Regions from separate parts of the Homo sapiens genome. Here regions 1, 3 and 4 are each linked to region 2. The links are chromatin contacts, found by Hi-C or POLR2A ChIA-PET in ENCODE. All regions are on one chromosome and are shown on one strand. Each heading gives the region's core, a stretch centred on a gene start or an enhancer-like site at or near the end of the contact. The rest is flanking DNA. Distances are from core to core; before and after follow the strand shown.

Region 1 (3,334 bases), core at 729-3,228, 140 kb after region 2:
CTAGCTTGGGTGACAAAGCAAGACTCCGACTCAAAAAAAAAAAAATTCTCCTTGAAGACTGGGTATTTGGGAAAAAAAAAAAGGAAAGGAAAGGAAAAAAAAGAAGGAAGGGAAGGGAAGGGACGAAGGGAGGGAGGGAGGAAGAAGGGAAGGAAGGAAGGAAGGAAGGAAGGAAGGAAGGAAGGAAGGAAGGAAGGAAGGAAAAAGAGAAATAAAATTAAGAGGCCTGATGCTGTGGCTGACGCCTGTAATCCCAGCGCTTTGGGAAGCCAAGGTGGGCAGATAGTTTGAGCCCAGGAGTTGGAGACCAACCTGGACAACATGGTAAAACTCTGTGTCTTCAAAAAATACAATTAGCTGGATGTGCTGTTGTCCCAGCTACTCAGCTACTCACGGGTCTGAGGTGGGAGGATCCCTTGAGCCTAGGAGGTTGAGGCTGCAGTGAGCTGTGATCTTGCCACTGCACTCCAGCCTGGGTGACAGAGTGAGACCCTGTCACAAATTTTTAAATTAAAAAAAAAAAAGTAAACAAAAAGGCCGGGCGTGGTGGCTCACACCTGTAATCCCAGCACTTTGGGAGGCCGAGGCGGGTGGATCACCTGAGGTCGGGAGTTCCAGACCAGCCTGACCAACACAGAGAAACCCTGTCTCTACTAAACATACAAAATTAGCCGGGTGTGGTGGCGCATGCCTGTAATCCCAGCTACTGAGGAAGGCTGAGGCAGAGGTCGCGGTGAGCCGAGATAGCGCCATTGCACTCCAGCCTGGGCAACAGGAGGGAGACTCCCTCTCAAAAAAAAAAAAAAAAAGTAAAGAAAAAAGAAATTAAGAAAAGAATGAACACGTGTTTATTTTACCTAACTCATGAAGAAACTAGCAGATGTTATAATTAATACAAGAGAAAATCTAGAGAACGGACATATTTATGGATCAGGAAAACAGAAATGAATATGAAAATGGACGCCAAAACTGCTTTTTTTCCCCACAGTGTGGGGAACAGCAGGTTAATTGAACCTCTACCAGACAGGATAGAATTTGCATACAGATCAGTTACCTACATGAATTGTAAAATAACTCCCATGAAAACAGAATCTTTAAAGCAGAAGGATATGCTATAGACAAGTCCTTCAGGTTTCCCATTAGCCATCACTTCTGGGAAGCCTTTCTAGAATCTCCACGTATGAATGAGTTGCCACTTCTAGGCCAGCATATTTATCACGTTATATTGTTTACATCCCTCCCTCCATACAAGATACACAAGACCATGGGCTTTTTGGGGCAGATTCTGTGAGTTATTCAAGTCTCTGATTGCTTCTTCAGCGTGAATATCTGCTTCTAAGGAACACAATATGCTAGGCGGTAGTGTTTGTCGTAAGGTAAACATATTGCATGTTAACGGAGCATCCATTTTACTCTAATATCTGGGGAAACATCATTTGACTTTAAAGAAGACGCTGTCTTTCCCTCCACCTTCAATGTTTCATTGTTTTATTAACTAATCGCTTTTTATTTCCAGGCCTGCGGGATACAACGGGAATACAAAAATGCGCTAGAGCGGTCCGCAACGCTGTAGCCTGCGTAAGGAACAATTGATACTAAGTGGCACTAGGCTGCAGGGGGTGCCACTGACACACTGGGAGAGGGCTCAGCCAACCACAAGGTGATAACGAGGTCAGCGGAGCACCAGAAACCGGCTCACTAGCCTCCTGATCAGTCTCGGCCCAGAGGAAAATGAAGGGCTTGAGCTTCTGCTTTTACAAATCTGAGGGGCAGGAAATGAAATCCCACTAGCAGTCTGCGTAGTGGAGTTGAACCCTAGCACCCGCTCCCCAGGGGGTCGCCTACAACGCGTTCCAGGTGGGCAGGCTCAGGCGCTGCTCCCTCACAAGCCCCCGGCCACGCGGTGTCTGGGACCGGGTGCCTAGTCAGCCCGGGTGGCTCCGCCCCGAGGCCCCGCCCCATGACGCGAGACCCCGCCCCCGCAGCGCCCGCTTCCAAGATGGCGGCAGCGATGCCTGCCCGGCTGTTGGGGTGGCGGTGACGACAGGCAGCAAAAGACCAGGTATGTGCGCTGGGAATGCGTCGACACGGAGGCCTGGGATAAAGGTTTGGGCATTCGAGAGAGTGAGAAGTTTTGGGTAACGCCTGGAGACGAGCCTGAGCAGGGACGGGGTCCTAGGTGGAAGTATGGACGGGGGCCGGGCGGGCTCACGTTGCTAGTAGGTAGGGCAAAAGCAAGAGACTGGGATAGGATGGGCGTGCTCCGAAAGAGCTGGGTTTTAACCCCCTCCACAGCGCGGACCACGCCCCTCTAGGTGAGCCCTTCCAGCCACCCCTGACTGTCTCTGCCCCTGCTCTCCCTCTCCCTTTCTCTTCAGCAGTAACCCTCCTCCCCACCCCCGCTAGAAGAGGGGAAAGGTAGAAAAGGTAGAGGACGCCACCCCCACCCTACTCTCCGCCGAGCTCCGGGGCTGTTCGCTTACAGCCCCCAGGTGGTCACGGTCCCTGCACCTGAGGAGTTGGCACCCAGGCACATGAAGAATAGAAGGAGCCTGTTTCCTACTTCGCCCTGGGTACTCCTTAGGCCACTCCACGGTCCTGTCATGACTCTGTCGCCACTTCAACTGGTTCTTGGTCTGGGGGAAAACAATGTTTCCATTAGCTGTCCTGTCCCCACTCCCCAATCTGTCCTGTTGGGGTGGGGGTACGGGGGTGGTTAAGTATGAACCTGACACTTATCATTCCAGGGTAGCACGGGAGATAGGCGAGGGACCTACCATCTCCTGCTCCTCCTCTTCCTTTCCAACCACTTTCCTTCACTTCGCCTGCTGGGAAACCAGCTTCACCCTGATCCTGATCTCTGGCGGTGCAGGTAGCTAGTTATCCTTTACCACTTCTGTTCCAGCTGGTCCCAGATTCGCTGCTGGAGTGCTGGATGGAGCCTTTCTCTGCCCTCTGTGACATTTCCAATTTTAGATAATGCCTCACATCTCTGTCCCCCCGGGACCCCCTGGAGCCCCCATGATCCCTAAGAAGACAGCTTGAACCTAGGTGAGTCTATCTCTTCCCTTCTAAAATTGGAAGAGGGGGTTCTCTAGAGACTTTCTGAAATGAACATGAGATTTGAATGATGTAAACATTTTTGGGGGTGAGGACTGACAGTAGATGGTGGGAGTGGTTTGGGGGGAGGTAGAGGAGAGCGAAACTTGGGCTGAAGTGACAGGTGGTAGGGTTACTGGTGGTTACATTCTGTTTCCTTGCGTGACTGTGCACCTGTGTGCTCCCTTCTGTGACTTTGTTTTCTGCTTTTTCCTCTTTACCCCTGGCATCACCT
Region 2 (2,983 bases), core at 327-2,826:
CCTTTGTCCTTCTCTCCACTATTATCCTATGACCCTGCCACATCCCCCTCTCCGAGAAACACCCAATAATGATCAATAAATACTAAGGGAACTCAGAGGCCGGCGGGGATCCTCTGTATGCTGAACGCCGGTTCCCTGGGCCCCCTTTTTTCTTTCTCTATACTTTGTCTGTGTCTCTTTCTTTTCCAAGTCTCTCGTTCCACCTAACGAGAAACACCCACAGGTGTGGAGGGGCGACCCATCCCTTCAGTGGACAGCGCTGCACAACTCAAAATGATACTGTATGGATACACTTAATGACTATAATGATCCTCAGCTTTTAAACACTAATTCCAAAACTCCTAAAATGAACTGTTTGGAACCAATATGATCACTTCAAACTAAATGTTAATTTTACCAAAAGCCCCTAACATCGATACCAAAATATATCAGAGAATTCAAAAGCATTCAATTATGGTCAAACCATCTGGAATAAAGAAGACAGCACTGGCAAGACAAGCCTTGGCATACCTTAGACAGAAGATACATATGGAGATGAAAAACAGGGAGAAAATGAAGGATTAAGATAACCCTGATTTCAACTCCAAGAGGAATCATTTTGTCACAGAAAAACTAAACAAAGTCCCTCTATTTTTAAACTGGGTGACTGAAGTGGAAAGAGAAATGAGAACACATTTGGGGAAATCAGGGATTGAAATCTCAACAGCATTGAAGCTAACTTTCCATAACAAACAATTTCCAAAAATAAGGCTGGCACAAAACTATGCTGGGATTTGTACCAGGCGTGTCTAAAGGCGCTAGTCGCTGTGACTAGAGAGGCTGAGCAGAGAATGAGACCTAGACAGCGGAAAGTTCAGAATGAAAGAAAATCTAGGGTATTTCTCTGGACAACTAATTCACATTTTAGAGAAAAACTGGGACACTCACTCTCCCTCCCAAGTAAAATGATTAACTAAAAATGAATTCCCCGGGTTGCTCTGGGGCAGCAGAGGTCCGCCCTGGGTGCTAATGCTAATCGCCACCCCAGTAGGGATCCACCCTTTGCCAGCAGCCCGCTGGGAACCCAGACAGCGCCCACTCACGGTGGGAGCAGCTAGTGTCTGAAGGCATTCGAAGCAAAGGCAAAATACACGAAGATCTCTCTCTCCGAAGCTAAATGTCTAAATACGCTCTCGAAATCGTAGGACCCATGGGTGGCTGACCTTGAAGTTATTTTCTCAGAGCTCGGCTCTGGGTGCAGGCCCGAGAGCAATTTGCGTTAGAAGTACTAGAGGAGGTGGGGAAAACAGAAGGGGCGAGAGCCGAGGGCCCCTCGATACGAAGTCAGTGACCCCGAAGCCCTACGGAGCGCACCGGAGCGGCTGGGGGGGACGGGAAAAGGGGTCTCTAGGATCCCCGAGCGCTTGGCCTCCACACCCATGGGTCCTTTCCCTGCCCAGGCACAGGATAAACAGTTATCAGCAAAACGTGAGGGGCCAGTTCAGATCTCCGGAGGGCCGCAGGCACCAACTCCCAGTCCCACTGAAGTCACCTCAGCAACAGCGCAGCCATCTTGGGTTCCGGTCTGGACGGAAGTGACGCCAGGCGGCCCCGCCACCCGAGGGCGGAGGCGCGCCGGCTGGGGGTCGGGGTTGGGGGTGTCATGTGACGAGAGTCTCTTTAAAAGGCTCTGGAGCTTCTCCGCTCAGCTCTGCCTAGCTGGTTTGCTGGTTGTTTTCTGGTTTTTTAGTCTCCTCCTCCGCCTCCTGCAGCCGACTTCTACCGGAATTTGCCAGGATTTCGGCAGAAACGCCGCTGGCTCAAAATCTGCAGTCTACGTTCCACCTGCGTACATATTCATTTTGTATCGCACTCCCAAACAGCAAACGGCGGACTTGTTTAGATTCTTCCTTAAGGACTTCGCAGTCTGTTGCGTTCCCCCTGCCTCCCAGGTCGGCCTAAAAACGTGGTGGTTGGCCGGTTGAGACCCCGAAGAGAAAAGATACTTTGGGTTCCCTCCCTTTCTAATACGAAGCTTTAACCAGACAGATACATAAATTGTGACCTAAGTTGGGGAGTGTGTAGAGGGGCCTCGAGAAGACCTTGCGGACCACCATTCCCGAAAACGAGGAGCCTCATCTAACCACCTCGATTAGACCCCACAATTCCTGGGTTTGAGCTGCCACATGGACCAGGCGCCCACTAGCCGAGGACAATGCTCCCTTGTTCGTTGTTTCAGCGCTATGTGGGTGACACCCACAGCTAGAAGAACCCGGAGTGAGGGGAAGAACACGCTTTGATTTATATATGTGTATATATATATATACAGTTTTAGGGAACCCAAGCACAGGAATCAACTGCCGAGCACTCAAGACTGAAGAAAGAAGAAGAGCAAATGATAAAGGAAGGGAACAGAGCACAAAAGTTCTTGACTCTTGTGGGGAGTAGGGTGGAGAGGAGTAAAAGGGACAGGCTAGAGCAACTCCTATTTCTACAAAAAAAATACTCAATTATATTAATATTCAGATCTTATGTATATTTAGCATCCCTGCACTTCAGGATTTAAATAGCACAAATTCACTTATTTCTGCATCAGATGAATAATACTACTTTGCATTTCTATAATGCTTGACAAAGCACATTCGTACACTTTAGGATTGAAAGAGGCTCTCTAATCCAATCTACTATCTATGCAGGGATCTCCTCTGCAACACCCATAACAGCTGATCTTCAAGACTCTACCCCCCCATATTCAATGATGGGTACCTCAAACAACAAGTTTTATTTAATGAACAACTTATTCGTTAGTTATTATATTTAAATACAGTTTTGTGCTATCGAAATTCCAGTCATTGACTTGGCTCTCTGGAGCTTCACGTTAACAAACCCAAGGAATGCCTTTTTCACTCAGATCTTTTTTGGTTTTTCTTTTTCTTTTTCTTTTTCTTTTATTTTGAGACGTAGTCTCACTCTGTCGCCCAGGTTGGAGTGCAGTGGCGCTATC
Region 3 (3,119 bases), core at 307-2,806, 240 kb after region 2:
GACCTGGTGACAAGGGCTCCTGTTCAATAGTGGTGTTGGGGAGAGAGAGAGCAGTGATTATAGACCGAGAGAGTAGGAGTTGAGGTGAGGTGAAGGAGGTGCTGGGGGTGAGAATGTCGCCTTTCCCCCTGGGTTTTGGATCACTAATTCAAGGCTCTTCTGGATGTTTCTCTGGGTTGGGGCTGGAGTTCAATGAGGTTTATTTTTAGCTGGCCCACCCAGATACACTCAGCCAGAATACCTAGATTTAGTACCCAAACTCTTCTTAGTCTGAAATCTGCTGGATTTCTGGCCTAAGGGAGAGGCTCCCATCCTTCGTTCCCCAGCCAGCCTAGGACTTCGAATGTGGAGCCTGAAGATCTAAGATCCTAACATGTACATTTTATGTAAATATGTGCATATTTGTACATAAAATGATATTCTGTTTTTAAATAAACAGACAAAACTTGTTCTGTCTGGCTCCTGTCTTGCCCCTTGAACTGTGTAAGCTCTGAGTCACATACTCTCTGTCTCGGTACCATCCTTCCTGTAGTCCCAAGTAGGGGAAGACTTAGGATGCCTGTAGCTGGGAGGGAAGGGAAAGAATTGGCCTCCACAAGGCCTTTGGCCATCTCTGAGAGTCCCCTGGTAGGAAAGTGAAGCTAAGAACCCTTTCGAGGATGGCCAGTACCTTAGTTTGCAAAGTGTTTTAAATTCCTTTTTTTTTTTTTTTTGAGATGAAGTCTCACTTTGTCACCCAGGCTGGAGTGCAGTGGCACTATCTCAGCTCACTGCAACCTCCGACTCCCAGGTTCAAGCGATTCTCTCACCTCAGCCTCCCGTATAGCTGGGATTACAGGCACCCGTCACCATGCTCAGTTAGTTTTTGTATTTTTAGTAGAGACAGGGTTTCACCATGTTGGCCAAGCTGGTCTCGAACTCCTGACCTCAGGTGATTCACCCGCCTCAGCCTCCCAAAGTGCTGGGATTACAGGCGTGAGCCACTGCGCCCAGCCTGAATTCCTTATTGTACTGGAGACTCAACAACAGCTATGTGAAATAGGCAGCAGTGTACCCTTTTTTACAGGTAAAGAAACTGAAACTCAAGTTAAATGAGTTTTACAGACTCTTAGAGGTGGGAGGATTTAAAGGTCCTCTAGTCTGCTCCCTTCATTTTCCTAGGTTTGGAAACTGAGGCTCAGTGAAGTAATGCGATTTGACTGAGGTGCTAGATCCATCAGAGGCAGAACCCAGGCATCCTCCCTTGTGAGTGTGCTTTTTACAGCCCTGTGTCAACTTGCTCCCAGGCAAGCCCCAGGTCTCTACCTTGGACCCAAGAATTCTGGTCTCTAAGGGAGTTGGTCACCTGCTCACACCACAGACGCCATCACCCCACCCCAGGGCTCTGACATCACCTCCCCTGACCAATGAATGAAGTCCAAGCAAAGGGTGAGGATGTGAATGTCAGCTACCTCCCCCACCCTAGGCCCTGTGGTTGCAAAGATGCTCTAACAGGAAGTGGGTTAAGGAGCTGCACTGCTTCCTGCCCCCTAAAGCTGAGCGGGGCGAGGAGGGCGAGTGCCAGGCTGGGCCACGAGACACAGGACACAATTTCTTGCCAGGGTCCTGGTAGCTTCCTCTTCAACAGCCACTTCCGTGTGGCCGGGGCCCCAGGGGCAGGAGCTGCTGCCCGTTGCCCAGGCCACCCTCCACCCCCAATTGGGAGCCCTGCCCCCCTGGGGCCGGGCCAAGCCCAGCAGCTGGCTGGGATCCCATGGGGGACTGGTAGGGCACAGGTCTTGGGGGATAGAGGTGACCGGGCCAGTGCCCTGGGGCTCTGGCCATGAAGTCTCGGCAGAAAGGAAAGAAGAAGGGCAGCGCAAAGGAGCGGGTTTTTGGGTGCGACTTGCAGGAGCACCTGCAGCACTCAGGCCAGGAGGGTAAGGAGGCCGGCTCAGCTTCTGCAGGGTGGGTGGGGAGGCACTGGGCATCTGCAGCCCGATCCAGCCTGAAGGGCAGAAGCAGTTTCCGGTGCTCCTGGGGAAGGGGCAGTGGCCTGGGGTCACCATTCAAGAGAACTGTAAGTGGGCAAGACAGGAAATGTGGCTCAGTGAAGAAGGCAGGGCGGCTCCCTTGTGTAACTTTCTGGGGATGGGGTGGCTGAGGGGATGAGAATGTGAGTACCCAGGTAGCAGTGAGGGGGAGGATGGAGAGACTGGAAACCGAGGAGGAGTGGATGAAACAGCGGGCAGGTGACTGGGAACAGGAGAGGGAGGGTGAGGCGACAGGGTCAGGAGAGGAGTGGCTGAAGGGGAAATGATTATCCTTAGGTCTGAATGAAAGGAGACAGGGAAATGGCCCCAGAAGGGTCTCAAGATGGCCCTTGAGGCGGGTGGTTTCCTGGCTGGAGAACACCCAAGGACAAGGTCATGGGCTCTGTTCCCACTGCAGCCTTGCTGGGCCGCAGGGGATGATGTCGGGCTGGAAACAACCTCTGCCCCTAGTCTTTGTGATTCTCTTGTTGTCCCTGTGCAAAAGAGAAACAGGTTCAAAGTGGGGGGCAAGGGGAGAAGCTGCTGAAATGGGGAAGAATGAAAGAGAGGGTGTGAGGCCTGGCTTGAAGCTGGAGGTGGAGGGTGCAAAGGAGGGTGGGTGTGGAGCTGTCTGTGGAGCTCACCCAGCTCCCTCCCTGGGTTACCTTAGAGTGGGCTTTGAAGCCAGAAGGACCAGGGACAATATCAGGTTCACAACGGGGCCTGGCATGGAGCAGCCACTCAAAATCATTTCTTGATTCAATTTGAAATTGAACCCAGGCACCCTGGCTGCCCAGCCCAGCTTGTTTTTGGCACTTCAAGCTCCTCCTAGAGAAAGGCATAATTCTTTCCCCACTCCACCCCATTCCACCCCACCCCAATCTGTCATTTCCTCTTTGTCCCCTCCTCTGCTCTGGGCTGTGGTGCTTGCAGCGGAGGGAGGGTGATGGTGGTTCCCAGATCATTTCCTGCTCTTAGCCCCGCCCCTGCGTCCCCAGACACCTCCTTCCCCTTTTCTCCTCCAGTGAGAGGACCCCTATCCCCATTGCCCTTGGTTAAGGGAAAGCCCAGACCCCAAGGAAGAGTGTTAAACAGCTGAAGCGAGCT
Region 4 (3,379 bases), core at 106-2,605, 220 kb after region 2:
GCCCGACCACAGAACATGAGTGATGCCGTAGTCCATGGGGCCCCTTCTGGGACCCCTGCCCACTGCTCACAAGCCTTGCAAGCTGTTCCATCAAATGAGGAGCAACAGGTGGTTCCTCCTTGGGGAGAAAGAAAGGACTGTCCGAAGAGACCTGGGCATCACAATTTTAGCCTCTTCCCATCCTAAACAAGATGTGTGAGGAGCTAATACCTTAATTTTCCCATGACTCCAATGCCCAGCTACTTCTGGTTCAGCTAAGTTGCAACCTCCAAAGAGCAATAGCTGATGACCTGGATGGGGTCCAGGAGTTTGGAGCAGGGCCGCACAGTGACCTGAGCGTGAGGCTGTGTGGCAGCCTTCTTGCTTGTAGCTGTGGACATGCAGAAATTCAGGGCTGAGTGGGTTTTCTGGAAAATGTAAGTGCCACCGCCCTTGCCAAGGATGGATGGAGAAGAGGCATGGGGCAGTGCGGTAGGTGGGATAAGAGGGAGGGTAATACTGTAGAGAGCTCAGCTAGCTTAAACATGGTAGGTTCCCCTGGAAGGAGGGTGCTAGAGTGAGGAGGTGGATAAATTGCCTGAGAAATCTGCTTAGGCTTTTGTTTTTCGAGAGTGTGGATGAGAGTGAAAGGTTTTGGGCGGAGGGTGCCATACCAATAGGTGCGGGCGCTGGGGTCCAGCCTTAATGTGTAGATGCTTCCATAGCGTCGCTGAGTGTGGATACCGCCCTCCCGGCCAGCCACCTGCAGCTCTCGGTCAGAGATTCGGGTGCAGGTGTGACTACTGAGGCCGGCGGGGGGGCAGTCACCAGGGGTCCCTGTCCACGCCTCCCACACACCGCGCTCTGTGTCCAGTGCGGTCACTGTGGCCAAGCGGCGAGACCCGTCCCAGCCGCCCACCACGCAGAGCCAACGCCCGTCCACGGGTGCCGCGTCGTGGTGACTGCGCGGGGGGCTGCCCCGGGCTCCCAATCGTACGGCCTGGCCCCTAGCTGGGTCGAAAACCACCGTATCGCTGCTGGGCTCTCTCGCTCCTCCTGCTAGGAGACCACCTACGAGATAGAACCGTCCCCGCAGTTCGGTGCATGAATGGAAAGCTCTAGCCAAAAGCGCGTCCCGCGCCACTGGCCTCCAGGCCCAGCCTGAGCCTGCGGCCCGACCCGGGGGCACGGCCACCGCCATGGGCCCCGGGGAGAGGGAGGGCGGTGGGGTCTGCGGCTTGGAACGAGCCCCTACATGGCAGGCCAGGCACCTCGCCTTCCGCGGGCTTCCCCGGGAACCTCCCCCTACCGGACGCCAGCCGGGGTTCCCACCTCAAGTCCCGGCTTTCTCTCCGTGGTCGCCCAGCAACCACTGCAGCGGCTGCAGCGCGACCGCTGCAAACCGAAGGTCGCAAAGCAGCAGTTACCGTGGAGACAGGACACCTGGGTGGCTATCGGGAACCGTATGGTGGTGCCACCAAGGCTACGGGAGCTGTATCAGGTCAATAAAAATCCTGCAAGATTGTTAACCTCAGAAAGTCGGAGGACAGTCGGGTCCTTAGAATAAACCCCTGTGATCTCCGCTGTGAACTGATTTGCGATTTTGACATTTGAGGTGCAGGTGCTGCTCCACTAGGGCCGGGAGGGATCATTTGGCTTCAGGGTTTCTTACTCGGGCTAACCACCCCAGGGATGAGCAAGGAAGGAGAAGCAAAAGTCAGAGGGTGGGGAAGTGAAAGTGGACTGACCACTGGCCCGAGAGACAGGAGACCTGGGTTCTAGTCCCAACTATGCCCCTGACCCTCAAAGGCATTGTTTCTCTCTAGGCCTTCTCAGTTTTGTCATTCATCAAATAGGCTGTTCGTTTATTCCCAAAGGCTTGAAGGTCCCGATTGATTGGGTGGGAGAGTCCTTTCAGCTCTGGCCACTAGAGGGTAGCAGAACCCAGTCTCTCAGGTGACACACACACACACACACACACACACACACACACACACACAGAGAGAGAGAGAGAGAGAGAGAGAGAGAGAGAGAGAGAGAGAGAGAGATAGAGAGAGAGAGAGAACCCACGCAGCCTTAGAAGGGTGAAGTGGGGGAAGAGTGAGAAAATGAGAAAAACAGACTCCTACCCTTCCCTGATATCTTTTATTTAAGCCAGTTTCCAGATATTAACTCTGTCCCCCAGGACCAAGTGATAACTGAAGAGGCCCAGATGCAAGCTTTCTGCTTTCAGCTGAAGGAGGAAATACAGACAGAATTTTCCTCCCAACACAGCTGGTGTGGGGCAAAAACAGGATCTGTGTCCTCTGGGACTGGGCTGTAAGTGGGAATGATGACTGCTACTTGTGGCCTTTGGTTTCTACACATCACCTTGCTCCCCATCATACCTGAGATACTGAGACCATAGAAAGTGGCCAGGCAGGAGAATCACTTGAGGCCAGGAGTTCAGGAGTTCAAGACCAGCCTGGGTAACATAGTGAGACCCTGGCGAAAGAAAGAAAGAAAAAAAGAAAAGAAATAAAGAAAGGAAGAAAGGAGACAGTGGCCAGGGCTGCAGTGAGGATGGGCATGTAATGCAGGGTCTGATAGCACAGCAGGGCTTTCCCCTCCTCTTCCCAACTCTTGGTCCTCAGAGAACACAGCATGGGGATGGCATGGGCAGGAAAGGCACAGTTACAGAGATTGGAAGATTACCAGGACCTGTTCCCCACCTGTACCTTAAAGCCAAGATTCAACAATAGCTTTGAAAGTCTCTGCCCTCCCAACTATAGCTTTCCCTGAGTATGACAGGCAGTATTCTCAGTTTTCCAAAATCATGGTAAGAATCTCTAAAAAATCACTAACTTTTACTGTCCTTGGCTGAAATTTAAAAGTCAGTCTTTTCCCTCAGGCTTCTTTCTCACTGGCTAACCTCCCAACAGCTGGATTCAGATCTGTCATACTCCTAGGATTAGGCAAGGGCTTGCCTCAGGGGTGGGGCAATTTTGCTTAAACCTTATTGGCCTATATGTCCATTTTAGGCTCTTGCTTTTGCCTAAGTCTTGGCTGTTCTGTTAGACTTACTTTCTGCCTTTCCTGGATAGAAATGGGAACTCCCCACCCCACGGGCCTTTCCAGCTCCTCTCTCCCAGCTTCCTCTCTGACTCTGAGTCCTTAGCAGTAGGCATCTTAGTTAGACATAGAGCTTGAACCTCACATACTCCTTGGCTGTACCCTCTCCAGTTCTGTACCTAGATGCTTCCAGTTCCTCCTAATAGCTGGAAGCATCTGTCCATTGCTTTGCCATCCCAAGACCCTGGGAGAGGAACTGCCTAGGACTCCTACCTTCTTAGGTTAGTTTGAACCAAATCCATATTTTGGAGGAGGGAGAAAAGAAGCCAGAAAGAGAGAAACAGAGAGA

Evidence for each region. A loop is a pair of places that touch in the nucleus more often than their neighbours do. ChIA-PET counts read pairs that join two places held with the same protein, here RNA polymerase II (POLR2A). Pooled maps may share reads with other maps.
Region 1: a loop to region 2 is called in a pooled map, with 2.9 times the contacts of the local background. The contact joins the promoter of B4GALT3 here to the promoter of SDHC in region 2. A Hi-C loop is called at or near these places in 2 of 168 maps with a recorded cell type or tissue (B cell and naive thymus-derived CD4-positive, alpha-beta T cell), 1 of 37 single-sample maps with no recorded cell type and 14 of 50 pooled maps. POLR2A ChIA-PET finds 5 or more read pairs at or near these places in 17 of 52 experiments (AG04450, CD4-positive, alpha-beta T cell, CD4-positive, alpha-beta memory T cell and 12 more).
Region 3: a pooled map shows a loop between it and region 2 (4-fold over the local background). The contact joins the promoter of ARHGAP30 here to the promoter of SDHC in region 2. A Hi-C loop is called at or near these places in 1 of 37 single-sample maps with no recorded cell type and 7 of 50 pooled maps. POLR2A ChIA-PET finds 5 or more read pairs at or near these places in 3 of 52 experiments (CD4-positive, alpha-beta T cell, activated T-cell and activated naive CD4-positive, alpha-beta T cell).
Region 4: a loop to region 2 is called in a pooled map, with 2.4 times the contacts of the local background. The contact joins the promoter of KLHDC9 here to the promoter of SDHC in region 2. A Hi-C loop is called at or near these places in 1 of 168 maps with a recorded cell type or tissue (B cell) and 4 of 50 pooled maps. POLR2A ChIA-PET finds 5 or more read pairs at or near these places in 3 of 52 experiments (OCI-LY7, T-cell and activated T-cell).

Annotation. Positions count from the first base shown.
Region 1 is chr1:161,176,151-161,179,484 of GRCh38, reverse strand. B4GALT3 (beta-1,4-galactosyltransferase 3) reads left to right here and starts at 1,978. Exons shown (of 8, transcript NM_003779.4): 1 at 1,978-2,062; 2 at 2,906-3,051. It also overlaps a transcript of PPOX not described here. RefSeq lists enhancers at 151-652, 1,791-2,290 and silencers at 1,889-2,058, 2,269-2,318, 3,158-3,207.
Region 2 is chr1:161,312,974-161,315,956 of GRCh38, reverse strand. It overlaps SDHC (succinate dehydrogenase complex subunit C), which reads right to left and starts at 1,576. Exons shown (of 6, transcript NM_003001.5): 1 at 1,532-1,576. The coding sequence starts at 1,551. RefSeq lists silencers at 1,526-1,595, 1,626-1,685 and an enhancer at 1,237-2,000.
Region 3 is chr1:161,068,328-161,071,446 of GRCh38, reverse strand. It overlaps ARHGAP30 (Rho GTPase activating protein 30), which reads left to right and starts at 1,556. Exons shown (of 12, transcript NM_001025598.2): 1 at 1,556-1,919. The coding sequence starts at 1,823. It overlaps NECTIN4 (nectin cell adhesion molecule 4), which reads left to right. Exons shown (of 9, transcript NM_030916.3): 9 at 1-449. RefSeq lists a silencer at 1,671-1,820 and an enhancer at 1,717-2,263.
Region 4 is chr1:161,096,337-161,099,715 of GRCh38, reverse strand. KLHDC9 (kelch domain containing 9) reads right to left here and starts at 1,355. Exons shown (of 4, transcript NM_152366.5): 1 at 654-1,355; 2 at 211-370; 3 at 1-118. The coding sequence starts at 1,180. RefSeq lists silencers at 932-981, 1,042-1,221.